Regions from separate parts of the Homo sapiens genome. Here region 2 is linked to region 1. A link is a loop called in an ENCODE intact Hi-C map of the cell type or tissue named here. Cell type or tissue: HCT116. All regions are shown on one strand.

The links. Hi-C counts contacts between places; a loop is a spot of excess contacts. Peaks named below come from ENCODE experiments on the same cell type or tissue, not always from the same donor. Only the 100,000 strongest peaks of a DNase experiment are listed, where the experiment ranks them.
Region 2: a loop joins it to region 1, with 3 times the contacts of the local background. A loop is called at or near these places in 3 of 110 quality-filtered maps.

What each region holds. Positions count from the first base shown.
Region 1 is chr19:4,200,202-4,208,201 of GRCh38, forward strand. It overlaps ANKRD24 (ankyrin repeat domain 24), which reads left to right. Exons shown (of 22, transcript NM_001393985.1): 6 at 1,825-1,889; 7 at 2,668-2,725; 8 at 7,041-7,111; 9 at 7,300-7,406; 10 at 7,580-7,767. Among named protein-coding and RNA genes, the nearest start is that of ANKRD24, 22 kb to the left of the region's middle. RefSeq lists an enhancer at 1-421 and a silencer at 4,737-4,950. In HCT116, CTCF peaks have their summits at 4,583 (motif pointing left), 7,193 (motif pointing left) and 8,000 (motif pointing left); DNase peaks (open chromatin) are centred at 4,580, 7,140 and 7,995; H3K4me3 peaks cover 392 bases; H3K27ac peaks cover 730 bases.
Region 2 is chr19:3,714,300-3,722,299 of GRCh38, forward strand. All of the region lies in intron 1 of TJP3 (tight junction protein 3), which reads left to right. Among named protein-coding and RNA genes, the nearest start is that of TJP3, 9.9 kb to the left of the region's middle. In HCT116, a CTCF peak has its summit at 4,964 (motif pointing left); DNase peaks (open chromatin) are centred at 4,012, 4,512, 4,932 and 7,292; H3K4me3 peaks cover 2,408 bases; H3K27ac peaks cover 4,836 bases.

The DNA of each region.
Region 1 (8,000 bases):
AGGAACTAAGCCCAGGTGCCCAGCCTGAGGGTCCAGCCAGACCCTGCTCCCAGGTCTCAATGTTCCCCGCTGAAAAAAGGGGAGGCTCCCTCTGGTGCTCCTCCCCTGCCCCCAGGGAGACACACAGGGGCATGTTAGGATGGGGTGGCCAAAGATAGAGACTGTGGCTGGCACCGAGCAAAGCCAGTGGACAGCTTGTGGATGGGGAGTGACTAGGATTCAGGTATTGGTTCAGTTGGATGGGGAAGTAGCTGGCATGGGGAAGTAGCTGGGGCTTGGGGGATAGCTGCAAAGTTTCTGGGGTTTTGTTGTTTTGTTTTTCTTTTTTGGGGGGAGGGACAGGGTCTCCCTCTGTCACCCAGGCTTGAGTGCAGTGGCCATGATCTCAGCTCACTGCAGTCTCCATTTCCTGGGCTCAAGGGATCCCCTCCAACCTCAGCCTCCCAAGTAGCTAGGACTATAGGCGCACACCACCATGCCCAGTTAATTTTTCTATTCTTAGTAGGGATGGGGTCTCCCTGTGTTGCCCAGGCCGGTCTTGAACTCCTGGGCTCTAAGTGATCCTTCCACCTCAGACTCCCAAAGTGCTGAGATTATAGGTGTGAGCCACCATGCCAAGCCTGGGGAAGTTTCTAGAAAGTGACTGAGGCAGAGGAAGAACTGGGGCTTGGGAGATAACTGGGACCATTGGACGAACTAAGCTTTGAGGTGCATCTGGGATATAGGAGTATCCGAGATAAAGGAAGTGACTGAAGGGAACTGCTTGGAGTTTGGAGGAGGAACTGGATTCATGGGAGTAGCTGAGCTTGCAAAGTATCTGGGGCAAGAGAATAACAAGTAGAGTTTGGGGATATCTGAGGTATATGGGATAGCTGGGATCTAGGAGTAGCTGGAGCTGTGGGAGTAGCTTGAGCTCTTGGAGTAGCTGGGTTACGAGGAGAACTTGTATGTATGTATGACTTAACTGGAGACCTGGGGGGAATAACTGAGATAAAAATGTGTGGCCAAAAGGAGTAGTTGGGGCTCAGGAGGCAACTAGGCATGGGGACACAGTCAAATCTGAAGCTTTAGGGTCACAGGCATGGTGGGCAGGGAATATGGAATAGCTGGGGATTCATGGAGCATCAGACAGGGACAGAGTTGGCATTTGGAAGAGGAAGGGTATATGGATTGGCAAGAACATATACAGCAACTGTGGGTTGTGAAGGGCAGAGCTGAAACTTTGGTGTAGTGGACCCTGTAGAGTATCTGGGGACATGGGGAGTAGCTGAGGCAATAGGGCTTGAGGAATAGGTGGGTGTGGACAGTCGCTGAGATGGGATTGTCTGGAATACAGACTAGCCATGGCTTAGAGAGTCTCTGGGTACAGGGAATAGCATGGTTTTGAGAAGTACCTGATGGCCGGGCACCATGGCTCATGTCTGTTAATTCCAGCACTTTGGGAGGCTGAGGTGGGAGGATCGCACGAGCCAAGGAGTTCAAGACGAGCTTGGGCAACATAGCAAGACTCCTGTCTCTACAGAAAATACAAATAAATTAGCCAGACATGGTGGCACTTGCTTGTAGTCCCAGCTACTCGGAAGGCTGAGACAGGAGGATCGCTTGAGCCTAGGTGTTCAAGCCTACAGTGAGCTATGATCACACTGCACTCTAGCCTGGGCCACAGAGCAAGATCCTTTCTGCAGGGAAAAAAGGAGAGAAATACTAGGGTTTACGGACTTTGCTAGACTCAGAAACTCATCACAAGTAGTTGACATGGCTTGGGGAGCAGCTGGGAGCTACTTGAATAGCTGGAGCTCCAGTAAATCTTCTTTCCTTCCCCAGGTTACAATGCCCTCCACCTGGCCGCCAAATACGGGCACCCACAGTGCTTGAAGCAACTACTGCAGGTCATTTACTGTCTTATCTCAGCTACTCCCTTGGCCCCTACTACTCCTGAGTTCCAGCAATTCCTTGAACCCCCAGATGCTCTATGAATCCTAGATATTCCTTGGCCCCTTTTACTCCAGAACCCTAGCTACTCCCTGGATAACCAGGTACTCTCAGACCATCCACATGCTTCTCCTATTTAAGATGTACTCCCAAGCCAGGCGCGGTGGCTCACGCCTGTAATCCCAGCACTTTGGGAGGCTGAGGTCGGTGAAATCGCCTGAGGTCAGGAGTTCGAGACCAGCCTGGCCAACACAGTGAAACCCCGTCTCTACTAAAAATACAAAAAATTAGCTGGGAGCGGTGGTGTGTGCCTGTAATCTCAGCTACTAGGGAGGCTGAGGCAGGAGAATCCCTTGAACTTGGGAGGCGGAGGTTGCAGTGAGCCGAGATCATGCCATTGCACTCCAGCCTGGGCAACAAGAGCGAAACACCATCTAAAATATATATATATACTCCCAATGCCAGGTATTTCCTGAGCTCTGTTTCTCCCCAAGCCCTGGGTCCTTCCTTAGCCCCAGACACTCCCAGAGTTCCCAGCCACTCCTCAAATTCTCAGCTGCTTCTCAGCTCTCAGCTATTTTCTTTTCTCACCAATTTTCATGAAAATGGAGTCCCTTGGGGGCCACGGAAGGGTGAGGCTGAAGTATAGCAGAGCCCAGGGTAGGGAAGGCAGTCCTAGAGAAATCAGGCAGCAAGAAGGATGGCTCCGCCTCAAAGGACTCGCCCCATCCCCAGGCTTCCTGCGTGGTGGACGTCGTGGACAGCAGCGGGTGGACTGCCCTACACCATGCAGGTGGGTGCAGCCCAGCCCTGCCCTGACCCCGAAGCCCAGAGGGTGCTAGACTTGGGGGTTATTCTGCCCAGGGCCCTAGGGACCTGACCTGCTGTGAAGCTTCCTGTCTCCTCCTTTCTTTCTTTCTTTTTTTTTTTTTGAGACGGAGTCTCACTCTGTTGCCCAGGCTGGAGTGCAGTGGCAAGATCTCAGCTCACTGTAACATCCATCTCCCAGGTTCAAGCAATTTTCCTGCCTCAGCCTCCCGAGTAGCTGGGACTAGAGGCACCTGCCACCACACCTGGCTGATGTTTTGTATTTTTAGTAAAGACGGGGTTTCACCATGGTGGCCAGGATGGTCTCGAACTCCTGACCTCAGGTGATCCACCCGCCTTGGCCTCCCAAAGTGCTGGGATTACAGGCGTGAGCCACCGCTCCTGGCCTTCCTTTTCTTTTTATGAGATAGGGTCTTGCTCTGTTGCCCAGGCTGAAGTACAGTGGGGCAATCATGGCTCACTGCATCCTTGACCTCCCGGGTTCAAACGATCCTCCTGCCTCAGACTCCCAAGTAGCTGGGACCACAGGCGTGCACCACCATGCCTGGCTAATATTTTAAATTTATTTGTAGATACAGGATCTTGCTATGTTGCCCAGGCTGATCTCAAACTCCTGGGCTCAAATGATCCTCCCACCTCGGCCACTCAAAGTGCTGGAATTACAGGCGTGAGCCACCTCACCTAGCCTCCTCCTTTTTTTCTTGACATAGAATCTCCCTCTGTCGCCCAGGGTGGAGTGCAATGGCGCAATCTTGGCTCACTGCAACCTCCACCTCCCAGGTTCAAGCAATTCTCCTGCCTTAGCCTCCTGAGTAGCTGGGACTACAGACCTATGCCACAACACCCACCTAAAATTTTTTTGTATTTTTAGTAGAGATGGGGTTTCACCATGTTGGCCAGGCTCATCTCGAACTCCTGACCTCAGGTGATCTGCCCGCCTCGGCCTCCCAAAGTGCTGGGATTACAGGCGTGAGCCACCGTGCCGGCCCTTCTCCCTTTTTTTTTTTTTTTTTTTTTTTTGAGGTGGAGTCTCGCTCTGTCACCCAGGCTGGAGTGCAGTGGCGTGATCTCGGCTCACTGCAAGCTCCGCCTCCCGGGTCCACGCCATTCTCCTGCCTCAGCCTCCCGAGTAGCGGGGACTACAGGCGCCTGCCACCATGCCCGGCTAATTTTTTTGTATTTTTTAGTAGAGACGGGGTTTCACTGTGTTAGCCAGGATGGTCTTGATCTCCTGACCTCGTGATCCGCCTGCTCGGCCTCCCAAAGTGCTGGGATTACAGGCGTGAGCCACCGTGCCGGCCCTTCTCCTTTTTTATTACCTACTGTGTGCCAGGCACTGGAGCCCATCATAAATCCCGGTTACCCTTTGAACCACAGGCTATTAGCCCATTGCACAGATGAGGCTTGATGAGGCTTAATGAGGCTGTCACTTGTCCGCAGCAGGTAAATCGTAGGGAATCCAGGTCGTCTGACCTCAAGGAGCAGTCGAATGTACTCCTGGGCTTTGTGAGGATGAGGAGAGGTCCCTAGGGTTTAATTTCCTTTGTGGAGCCCCTAGGAGATACCAGGAAAACCATAGCTCCAGGCAGCTGGTACCCTCATAATCACCTAATCCAAACTCCTTCCCAGAGGGAGGGAAAGGGACCCACCGACTTGAACCAGAACTCAGCCCCCGACCTGTCCGCTGTCCCCGTGAAATTCAGGCATGGCTTTCGCTGACGACTCAAGAAACATCTGTTCTTTCGGAAACTCAGAATAAAATAGGGCTTTGGGGGTTTTAGTCACTGGGTGAGAATTCTCTGCAGTTGGAGTATGCTGCCACCTAGTGGCGGCAATGCTTCTGGTCACAATATAGGAGTCCGTTGGTTTTTGTCACTCAACAGTTAACTGAGCACTCTGGGAGGCCCAGGCGGGCAGATTAGCAGAGGTCAGGAGTTCGAGAATAGCCTGGCCAACATGGTGAAACCCTGTCTCTACTAATAATAAAAAATTAAGGCCGGGTGCAGTGGCTCACGCCTATAATCCCAGCACTTTGGGAGCCTGAGGCGGGCGGATCATGAGGTCAGGAGATCAAGACCATCCTGGCCAACACGGTGAAACCCTGTCTCTACTAAACAATGCAAAAAATTAGCCAGGCATGGAGGCATGTGCCTGTAATCCCAGCTACTCGGGAGGCTGAGGCAGGAGAATTGCTTAAACCCGGGGAGTGGAGGTTGCATAGAGCCGAGATCATGCCCCTGCACAGCCCGGGCAACAGAGCGAGACCCCATCTCAAAAAAACCAACCAACCAACAACAACAACAAACAGTTATTGAGTACCTACTGTGTGTCAGGCACCGTTCTACGTGTTGTAGATAAGGTTTGCAGCAATCAAAACCTCATACTGCCTCAGACATACAGCAGGTATTCAAACAGAGTTTGTTGACTGAAAAATGGATTTTTGTGCTTAATCAGACTGGATGTCAACCTGCTGGAATTCATACCCAGGGATTCCAGAGACCATGCCCTTGTGTCAGCTGCACAGCCTCCTGGGGAGCCTCCCTGTTTCCACTCTGGTCCTGGGCAAATGGCAGTAGGAGGGATCTCTTAAAATATAAATAGACAGGCCAGGCACAGTGGTGCACGCCTGTAATCCTAGCACTATGGGAGTCAGAGGTGGGAGGATTGCTTGAGCCCAGGAGTTTGAGACCAGCCTGGGCAACATGGCAAAACCCCATCTCTACTAAAAATATAAAAATTAGCCAGGCGTGATGGCTCATGCCTATAATCCCAGCTACTCGGGAGGCTGAGGCAGGAGAATCGCTGGAACCGGGGAGGCGGAGGTTGCAGTGAGCCAAGATCACACCCCTGCACTCCAGCGTGGGTGCAGAGGGAGACTCCATCTCAAAAAATAAAAATAGGTCGGGTGCGGTGGCTCACGCCTGTAATCCCAGCACTTTGGGAGGCCGAGGCGGGTGGATCACGAGCTCAGGCAATCGAGACCATCCTGGCTAACACGGTGAAACCCCGTCTCTACTAAAAATACAAAAAATTAGCCGGGTGTGGTGGCGGGCGCCTGTAGTCCCAGCTACTCGGGAGGCTGAGGCAGGAGAATGGCATGAACCCGGGAGGTGGAGGTTGCAGTGAGCCGAGATCGGGCCACTGCACTCCAGCCTGGGTGACCAGAGCAAGACTCCGTCTCAAAAATAAATAAATAAATAAATAAATAAATAAATAAATAAAATTAAATAAATACATAAACACATAAACGGGGCCGGGCATGGTGGCTGCAGCCTATAATCCCAGCACTTTGGGAGCCAGAGGCAGGAGGATTGCTTGAACCTAGGAGTTTGAGACCAGCCTGGGCAATATAGTGACATTCCATTTCCATAAAAAATTAAAAAAAAGAATTAGCCAGGAGTGGTGGTGCACGCCTACAGTCCCGGCGGCAGATTGCTTGAGCCCAGGAGTTCAAGAAAAGCCTGGGCAACGTAGCAAGACCCTGTCTCTAAAAAAATAAAATAATATAATATAAAATAAAATAAAAATTAGCCAGGCACGGTTGCACATGCCTTGTAGTGTGGGTCTCATTCCTGTAATCCCAGCCCCTTGGGAGGCCGAGGCAGGAGGATCACTTGAGCCCAGGAGTTCGGGACCAGTCTGGGCAACACAGCGAGACCCCGTCTCTACAAAAAGTATAGGGAACCACAGTGCTTGGGACTGGCAGTCGGCAGACCTAGATCCTAGATCTGACTCTGCCTCTTACCCCAGTGGGTGACCACTGGCCTGGTTGGGCCTCAGTTGCTGCATCTGTAAAATGCAAAACTTGCCTTTGTTACAAATTCCTCAGGGCACATGGGAATTTCTCATGAAATAAAGGAGCAGGGTCACACCCAGGCAGAAAGTGCCCAGAAAATGTCGAAGTCTCACCCTACCCCTACTCTTCCCCCTTTTGTTTGTCTTCCTTTCTTTTCTTGGTTTTTGAGACAAGATCTCACTCTGTCACCCAGGCTGGTTTGCAGTGGTGCCATCATGGTTCACTGCAGCCTTGAACTCCTGAGCTCAAGCGGTCCTCCCGCTTCAGCTGGGGACTCCCTAGTAGCTGGGGCCACAGACACACACCACCACACCCAGATAATGTTTGCTTTTTTTTTTTTTTTTTTGTAGAGACAGGGTCTCACTGTGTTGGCCCAGGTTGGTCTCAAACTCCAGAACTCAAGCGAACCTCCTGCCTTGGCCTCCCAAGGTGCTGGGATTACAGGGTTGAGCTACCGCACCGGACAACCTTTTCTCTTTTGCAGCGGCTGGTGGCTGTCTCTCCTGCTCAGAGGTGCTCTGCTCCTTTAAGGCACATCTAAACCCCCAAGATCGGGTAAGCTTCTGGGATCTCTTCAGGGAAGATGTTATGCTTGAGGTATGCTGCCACCAAGTGGCAGTATCTCAGGCACCCTTTGAAAGTCTGAGAAAGTTTGAGGTGAAACTCAAGGGCAGTTATATAGGCTTCTGCACCTCCCGGGGGTCAGTTTCTCATGCCATCGCATCCCTCCTCCTCCCTACCAGTCAGGCGCAACACCCCTCATTATAGCAGCTCAGATGTGTCACACAGACCTGTGCCGTCTCCTACTGCAGCAAGGGGCTGCCGCGAACGATCAGGACCTGCAAGGCAGGTGAGCATCTCCCCTCCCAGCCAGTCCACCCTATGCTGTGTGACCTTCGGCAAGACTTAACCTAAGTAAGACGATCTAGCCAGCCTCCTCTTCCCAGCCTGGCCTGGGTGCTGAGGTGGGCATGGGGGCTTGGGGGATGTTCTCATCTCCTCAGTAGCCCCCTCCCCTGGTAGGACGGCCCTGATGCTGGCCTGTGAGGGGGCCAGCCCCGAAACAGTGGAGGTCCTGCTGCAGGGCGGAGCCCAGCCGGGCATCACCGATGCGCTGGGGCAGGACGCGGCTCACTATGGCGCCCTGGCGGGGGACAAACTCATCCTGCACCTTCTGCAAGAGGCGGCCCAGCGCCCCTCCCCACCCAGCGGTATGCAAGCCCCACCTCCCCAATGCATTTGCTTCTTGGCAGCTTCTTGTCACTCCCCTTCTCTTTATCGTGAATAGTTTCAAGGTACCCCCGATTGGCTGCATTCTAGGAGGTCCTAGAGCTTACCCAATTCTACTCAGAACAGTTTCAAGGAGCCCCAGGGCATTTAGAGTAGTCTGGGAGGGGGTCTGCTTCTGCTTTCCTGGGTCATCTGTACAGTAAGAACTTTGCCT
Region 2 (8,000 bases), 490 kb before region 1:
CCCCTGAGTAGCTGGGATTACAGGCACGTGCCACTACGCTTGGCTAATTTTAGTATTTTTAGTAGAGACAGGGTTTCACCATCTTGGCCAGGCTGGTCTCAAACTCCCGACCTCGTGATCCACCCGCGTTGGCCTCCCAAAGTGCTGGGATTACAGATGTGAGCCACCGCGCCCAGCCCGTTCTTTTAGTATTTATTGAGCACGTACTGCATACACAGTGATGGGGCTGCAGAAGAACTGATTGACAGACACAGTGGAAGCCCACAGTCTTTAGGGGAGACAGACAATAATTGAATAATCGCATATGTAACTAAAAAGTACAATTAGGCCAGGCGCAGTGGCACACACCTGTAATCCCAGCACTTTGGGAGGCCAAGGCGGGCGGATCACGAGGTCAGAGTTCGAGACCATCCTGGCCCTGATCCACTGGGGGACCTCAGCCCAGCCCCTGCTATCTCTGGGCCTCAGTTTTCCCACAAGCACTCAGAAGGGGTTGAGCTGGCTCATCCCAGGGAGGCCTCCAGAACTCCACCTTCCCTGGGTCCTCCTGTCCCTCACCCTGCTCAGATCACACTGGCCCTGAACGCTGGTTCCCAATCACACGTCATATACTTGGCTTGCAACAGTTTTGTTGACTGAGTGACTGAATGCACAGAAGAATTAAGGCACAAATGAAGTAGATTGCTGAAAAGCAGATTTTCTCTTTTTTTCCTTTTCTTTTTGCTATTATTATTTTTACTTCGTGAGGCAACAGTAGAAAACCAGGTTTTTTGTTTGTTTGTTTGGTTGGTTGGTTTTTTTTTTTTTTGAGATGGAGTCTCGCTCTGTCGCCCAGGCTGGAGCGCAGTGGCGCAATCTCGGCTCACTGCAACCTCCGCCTCCCGGGTTCACGCCATTCTCCTGCCTCAGCCTCCCGAGTAGCTGGGACTACAGGCGCCCGCCACCACACCCAGCTATATTTTTGTATTTTTAGTAGAGATGGGGTTTCACCGTGTTATCCAGGATGGTCTCGATCTCCTGACCTCGTGATCCGCCCGCCTCGGCCTCCCAAAGTGCTGGGATTACAGGTGTGAGCCACCGCGCCCGGCCAAAAGCAGGTTTTTAATTCATTAAGGTGATCCGAAGGTCAGGGGTGGTGGGAATAAGGGGCTTAAGGCTATGCCCATCTCCAAAGCCTTGGATTTGAACCCAGGTTTGGAGGATGGTACTAGGGAGCCATCGAGTGTTCTTGAGCAGGGCATGGATATGAGAGCAGACGGTGGGTGGTTGGAGGAAGACAATGTGTCCTGGTGCAGTTATCCAGCTTCCTCTCTTAGAGGGGTTGACAGTGGGATTTCTCTGCGTTGCCCATTGACATTTGGGGCCAGATCCTTCTCTGGGATGGGGCCATTCTGGGCAATGCAGGGTGCTTAGCAGTATCCCTGGCCTCCACTCACTCATGCCAGGAGAACCTTCCAGGTTTATTTTTTTATTGTTTCATTTTATTTTATTTTTTTGAGTTGGAGTCTCGCTCTTGTCATCCAGGCTGGAGTGCAATGGCGCAATCTCGGCTCACTACAGCCTCTGCCTCCTGGGTTCAAGCAACTCTCCTGCCTCGGCCTCCCGAGTAGCTGGGATTACAGGCACCCACCACCACACTCGGCTAATTTTTGTATTTTTAGTAGAGATGGGGTTTCCCCATGTTGGCCAGGCTGGTCTCGAACTCCTGACCTCACGTGATCCACCCACCTCAGCCTCCCGAAGTGCTGGGATTACAGGCGTGAGCCACCACGCCCGACTTGTTTTATTTTTGAGATGGAGTCTTGCTCCATTGCCCAGGCTGGAGTGCAGTGGCGCCATCTCAGATCACTGCGACCTCTGCCTCCCGGGTTCAAGTGATTCTCCTGCCTCAGCCTCCCGAGTAGCAGGGATTACAGGTGCCTGTCACTACGCCCAGCTAATTTCTGTATTTTGAGTAGAGACGGGGTTTCACCCTGTTGGCCAGGCTGCTCTCGAACTATTGACCTCAAGTGATCCGCCCATCTCAGCCTCTCAAAGTGCTGGAATTACAGGTGTGAGTCACCGCGCTCGGCCTGGTATTGAACACCAAAATGTCTCAAGACGTTGCCAAGGGTCCCCCTCTGGTGAGAGGCACTGGCTTGGAGTTCGAGGTGCAGGGGCAAACAGAGCTGCAGCCAAATCCCTCAGGCCAGCTCACCATCTGGCCTCAGTTTTCTCAGCTGCAAAGTGGGCGCACGAGTGTTGTGTGTAACTGGGGCTGCAGCCAAGCATATGCCAGTAAACATGGCCCGGGAGCCCCATTCACTGCTAGGACTTTAACCCACTTATTTCTTTATTTATTTTTGAGACAGCGTCTAGCTCTGTCACCCAGGCTGGAGTGCAAGGGCAAGATCATGGATCACTGCAGCCTCGACCTCCTGGGCTCAAATGATCCTCCCACTTCAGCGCCTAGAGGTGCCTGCTACCACACCCAGCTCATACATATATATATATATATATATATTTTTTTTTTTTTTTTGAAACAGAGTCTCAGTCTGTCGCCCAGGTTGGAGACAGTGGCACGATCTCGGCTCACTGCACCCTCTGCCTCCCAGGTTCAAGTGATTCTCCTGCCTCAGCCTCCCGAGTACCTGGGATTACAGGCGGGTGCCAACACGCCCAGGTGACTTTTTTTTTTTTTTTTGAGACGGAGTTTCGCTCTTGTTGCCCAGGCTGGAGTGCAATGGCCCGATTTCGGCTCACTGCAACCTCCGCCTCCCGGGCTCAAGCAATTCTCTTGCCTCAGCCTCTCTAGTAGCTGGGATTACAGGCATGTGCCACCACACCCAGCTAATTTTGTATTTTTAGTAGAGACGAGGTTTCTCCATGTTGGTCAGGCTGGTCTCGAACTCCCAACCTCAGGTGATCCGCCCGCCTCGACCTCCCAAAGTGCTGGGATTACAGGCACGAGCCACCACGCCTGGCCCATGACTGTTATATTTTTAGTACAGACAGAGTTTCACCATGTTGGCCAGGCTGGTCTCAAACTCCTGACCTCAAGTGATTCGGCCGCCTTGGCCATCCAAAGTGGGATTACAGGCGTGAGCCACTGTGCCCAGCCATAGCTTATATATATATATATATATATATAATTTTATTTTTTTTTGAAACATAGTGTTGTGCTGTCTGCCCTGTCACCCAGGCTGGAGTGCAGTGGCGTGATCTCAGCTCACTGCAACCGCCGCCTCCCAGGGTCAAGTGATTCTCTTGCCTCAGCCTCCTGAGTAGCTGGGATTACAGGCGCCTGCCACCATCCTTGGCTAATTTTTCGTATTTTTGTAGAGATGGGTTTTGCCCTGTGGGCCAGGCTGGCCTCCAACTCCTGACTCAAGTGATCCTCCTGCCTTGGCCTCCCAGAGTGCTGGGATGACAGGCATGAGCCACTGCACCCTGCCTAAGATATTTTTAAAAATTTTTGTGGATGTGGAGATGGGGGTCTCACTGTGTTGCCCAGGAATGAGAGTACAGTGGTGTGACCATGACTTACTGCAGCCTCCACCGCCTGGGCTCAAGCAATCCTCCCAGCTCAGCTTCCCAAGTAGCTGGGAGTACAGGCAAGTGCCACCAAGACTGGCTAATTAAAAAAAAAAAAAAAGGCCGGGCACGATGGCTCACGCCTATAATCCCAGCACTTAGGGAGGCCGAGGGGGGCGGATCACAAGGTCAGGAGTTTGAGACCATCCTGGCTAACACGGTGAAACCCCATCTCTACTAAAAGTACAAAAATCAGCCGGGCATGTGCCTGTAGTCCCAGCTACTCGGGAGGCTGAGGCAGGAGAATGGCGTGAACCCGGGAAGCAGAGCTTGCAGTGAGCTGAGATTGCGCCTGGGCAACAGGGCGAGACTCCAACTCAAAAAAAAAAAAAAAAAAAAAGTGTGTGTGTGTGTGTGTGTGTGTGTGTGTGTGTGTGTGTGTGTCTGTGTGTGTGTAGAGATGGAAGTCTCACTCTGTTACTCAGGCTGGTCTCTCCTGGCCTCAAGAGATCCTCCCGCCTCGGCCTTCCAAAGTGCTGGGACTACAAGCGTGAGCCACTGTTCCTGGCCAAGCCTCTTATTTTAAAGACGCTGAAGTCAGAAAGCCTGTAGGACAGGAATGCAGCATTTTCTTTTCTTGCGGTTTTTTTTTTTTGGGGTGGTGGGGGGCGGGGTGGACAGGGCCTCACTCTGTGGCCCAGGCTGGAGTGCAGTGGCGCAATCTTGGCTGACTGCAACCTCTGCCTCCCAGGTTTAAGTAATTCTCCTGCCTCAGCCTCCCTAGTAGCTGGGACTACAGACGTGCGCCACCACGCCCAGCTAATTTTTGTATTTTCAGTAGAGACAGGGTTTCACAATGTTGGCCAGGCTGGTCTCGAACTCCTGACCTCAGGTGATCTGCCCGAATGCAGGATTTTCTACCAGCTCCAGTCCCCTGCAGAACCCCTGTCCGATTTTGCCAGACCTAAGCAGAGACTGCTTTGAGCAATGGCAGCCACGAACCTTGACGTGTGCGGGCCGGTAGGGAATGATGTGTTTTTCTCACGACTCATTAAAACAAATACACGGCTATTTAAAGATCGCTGGACTGGCCGGGCGTGGTGGCTCACGCCTGTAATCCCAACACTTTCAGAGGCCGAGGTGGGTGGATCACCTGAGGTCAGGAGTTCGAGACCAGCCTGGCCAACATGGTGAAACCCCGTCTCTACTAAAAATACAAAAATTAGCCACGCGTGGTGGCCGGCGCCTGTAGTCCCAGCTACTCAGGAGGCTGAGGCATGAGAATGGTGTGAACCCCGCAGGCGGAGCTTGCAGTGAGCCGAGACTGCGCCCGGCACTCCAACCTGGGTGACAGAATGAGTGTCCGTCTTGGGGGGTGGTGGACATCGCTGGACCTTAATCATCTAAAATGATTTTTTGCGCCACCTGCTGGTGGCGGAGTGTCACACAGGGAAGGGCTGAGTTGCCTGTAGGTATACAGTAGGTGTTCAGTAAGCCTTAGTTTTGGTTAATGGTGTTTCTACATTGGCTCAGCATGGGGTCTTGGAAAGAGTTTGGGGCTCCAGGAACCCATGCTGTGCAACCTTCAGTGAGTCTGGGGCCCTTTCTGAACCTTCATCTATAAAATATGTGTGTGTGTGTGGCTGGGAGTAGTGGCTCATGCCCATAATCCTAACATTTTGGGTGGCCGAGGTGGGCTAATCACTTGAGGCCAGGAGTTCGAGACCAGCCTGGCCAACATGGGGAAACCCCATCTCTACTAAAAATACAAAAATTAGCCAGGCGTGGTGGCGGGTGCCTGTAGTCCCAGCTACTCGGGAGGCTGAGGCAGGAGAATGACGGGAACCCGGGAGGCGGAGCTTGCAGTGAGCCGAGATCGTGCCTGCAGTCCAGCTGGGCGACAGAGCGAGACTCCGTCTCAAAAAAAAAAAAAAAAAAAAAAGAAGGGAAGACATATAACCTTCATGCGATGTGAGAAGGTGCGTTGAAATGCCTTCTACAATTCTTGCTTCGGTCGGAAGTCACAAAGGGATTGAACTTCATTTTGGCTGCTCCCACTTCTGTGATGGCCGCAAAAGGGAAGAGAACTACATGCTCCTTTTTATTTATTTTGTATGGAGATTGGGTCTCGCTATATTGCCCAGCCTGGTCTCAAACTCCTGGCCTCAAGTGATCCTCCCACCTGACTCTTCAAAGTTCTGGAATTACAGGAGTGAGCCATTGTGCCTGGCCTCTACGCCCCTTTTAATCCTCCTGACAACCCTGTGATGTAGGGGCTATTATTTTCCCCAATTACAGATGTGGAAACTGAGGAACAGAGAGGGGCAGTAAGTTGTCTGAGGTCACACAGCAAATAGGTGAGAGCTGGTTTTAGAACTCTCCTAGCTCTGAAGTTCCAAGTGGGTCCCCACAAGAGGCTTTGGCAATGCTTTATTCGGGCCCTTGGAGACCCTTGAGGGGCTGACTGTAGCTGACTTGGGTCTCTGGACTAGTGTTTTGGGTACAATTGCAGTGGAGGAGGTGAGATGTCATCTTCGGGGACCCTCTAAGACTTTGATATTGTTGGCCTTGTTTACTAAGCAAACTCTTAACCAACCTTCAAATCCCCAGCTACGATGCCCCCTCCTCCAGGCAGCCTTTCTTTTACCGCTAGAGTTTTCTCTATGCTCTTCACCCCTAGCCACAACCTGGGACTCCTGTCCCTGCCCAGCCCTGACTGGATAAGGCTGGGAAGGGGTGTTTATGTGTAGCTTTGCCCTTTTACCCTTTTAACCTTGGGGTGGGGCCCAGGCACAGCTGGGCGCAGGTTTTTTTTTTTATAGTAAGGAATGTGGGGGTGCAGCCACGACCAGCCCCGCCCACCCAGGTGACTTGAAGGTTTCCTACCCTGGTCCAGTCCCTCCTAGGTCTAACCTTAGGAATCCCGGAATCCCAGGCCCCTGAGCGGGAGGCTGGGCTGGGCTGGGTGAGAAGAAGGAAACGACCTTTACTCCCTCCCAGAGCCTGAAGAATTTCCTCCTGCCTTGCACTCTGCCCCTTTCTTTTCCTTCGTTCCTTCCTTCCTTCCCTTCTTTCCTTCCTTCCTTTTCTTTTTTTTTTTTTTTTTTTGAGACAGGGTCTCACTCTACTCTGTCGCCCAGACTGGAGTGCAGTGGCGTGATATCAGCTCACCGCAACCTCCGCCTCCCGGGTTCAACCGATTCTCCTTCCTCAGCCTCCCGAGTAGCTGAAGCATGCGCCACCACGCCCGGCTAATTTTTGTACTTTTAGTAGAGACAGACGTTTCACCATGTTGGTCAGGCTGGTCTCGAACTGCTGACCTCGTGATCCGCTCGCCTCGGCCTCCCAAAATTTGGGGATTACAGGCATGAGCCACCGCGCCCGGCCCTGCCCTGCCCCCTTTCTTTTCTGGATGCTGGGTGTGAAGACAGAGCCCGCAGGCCAAGACCGCAGGAAAAAGGCACGCAGCCGCTGTTGTATCTTCAGAGTCCACGCCTCTGGCCTCTGGGGCCTCCGGTTCCCCTCTGTGGAATGGGGCAAACCTTCCAGAGATAAGGTGACCCAGGGACCAGCGCTATGCTAAGGAGGTCTCTGGCCTTCGACAAGCTTCTAATCCAAGAGGCCTCCCAGATGCACCTCAAAATGTGCCCATTTCGCGGACGGAAACACCTTCCAAATAGTAGGCTCCGTTCCAAGCGCGGGGGTTATTCCTGCCGGGTCTTGCTGGCAGCCTTGTCGGGCCGGGCTCTGGCCGCGGCCGCCGGCCCCCTCTCGGCTGCGTGGATAACCCGGCCTGGAGTTTCCGCCTCAGGACCTGGCTCCTGTGATGGGAGGTGGGGAGAGAAACCTCCGCCGCGTCCAGGGGGCGTGTCTGGGCAGGGGCGGGGCTGACCCGAGACCTGGAGGAGGAAGAGGGGCAGGTGCAGCCGGGAGCTGCGGAGCTGGAGGGAGGAGGACGAGAGCCCGGCCCTCAGCCCGCTGTGACTCTCCTCAGCCCCCTCCCCCAGCCCGGGGTGGGGGCCGATTGACTGTTTCCAGGACCCCCTCGGGTAGGGGGGCTGGAGAGCCCCCAGGTGGACCATGGCGGTGAGATTCCAGGCGAGTAACCCTCCAAGGGTGGCAGGGGGAGGGGCTCGGGCTGAGGTGGGGTGGGGGGAAAGCAGGGTTTGGGAGTCGGACCCAGGACCCCAGAACGCCTACCTACATAACAGGCAGGGAAACTGAGTCCCAGAGGGATGAAGTGGCTAGCTGGAGGTTGCACTTCGAGATGCGTCCGCGCGTCCGCGCCCCCCTCCCTGCCTCCAAAGACCATCTCTTCTGGAGCCTCCTCTGCCCCAGGACCGGCCTCCTTTAATACCGCAGGGCTGGGTTCAAATCCCGAATTTTCTGTCCACTATGCTGTGTGTAACGTGGGGCCAGTGAGTGAACCCTCTCCTTCCCTCATCCGAAAAATGGGTGATCGGCATTTTAAACAGAGAGAAAAATGT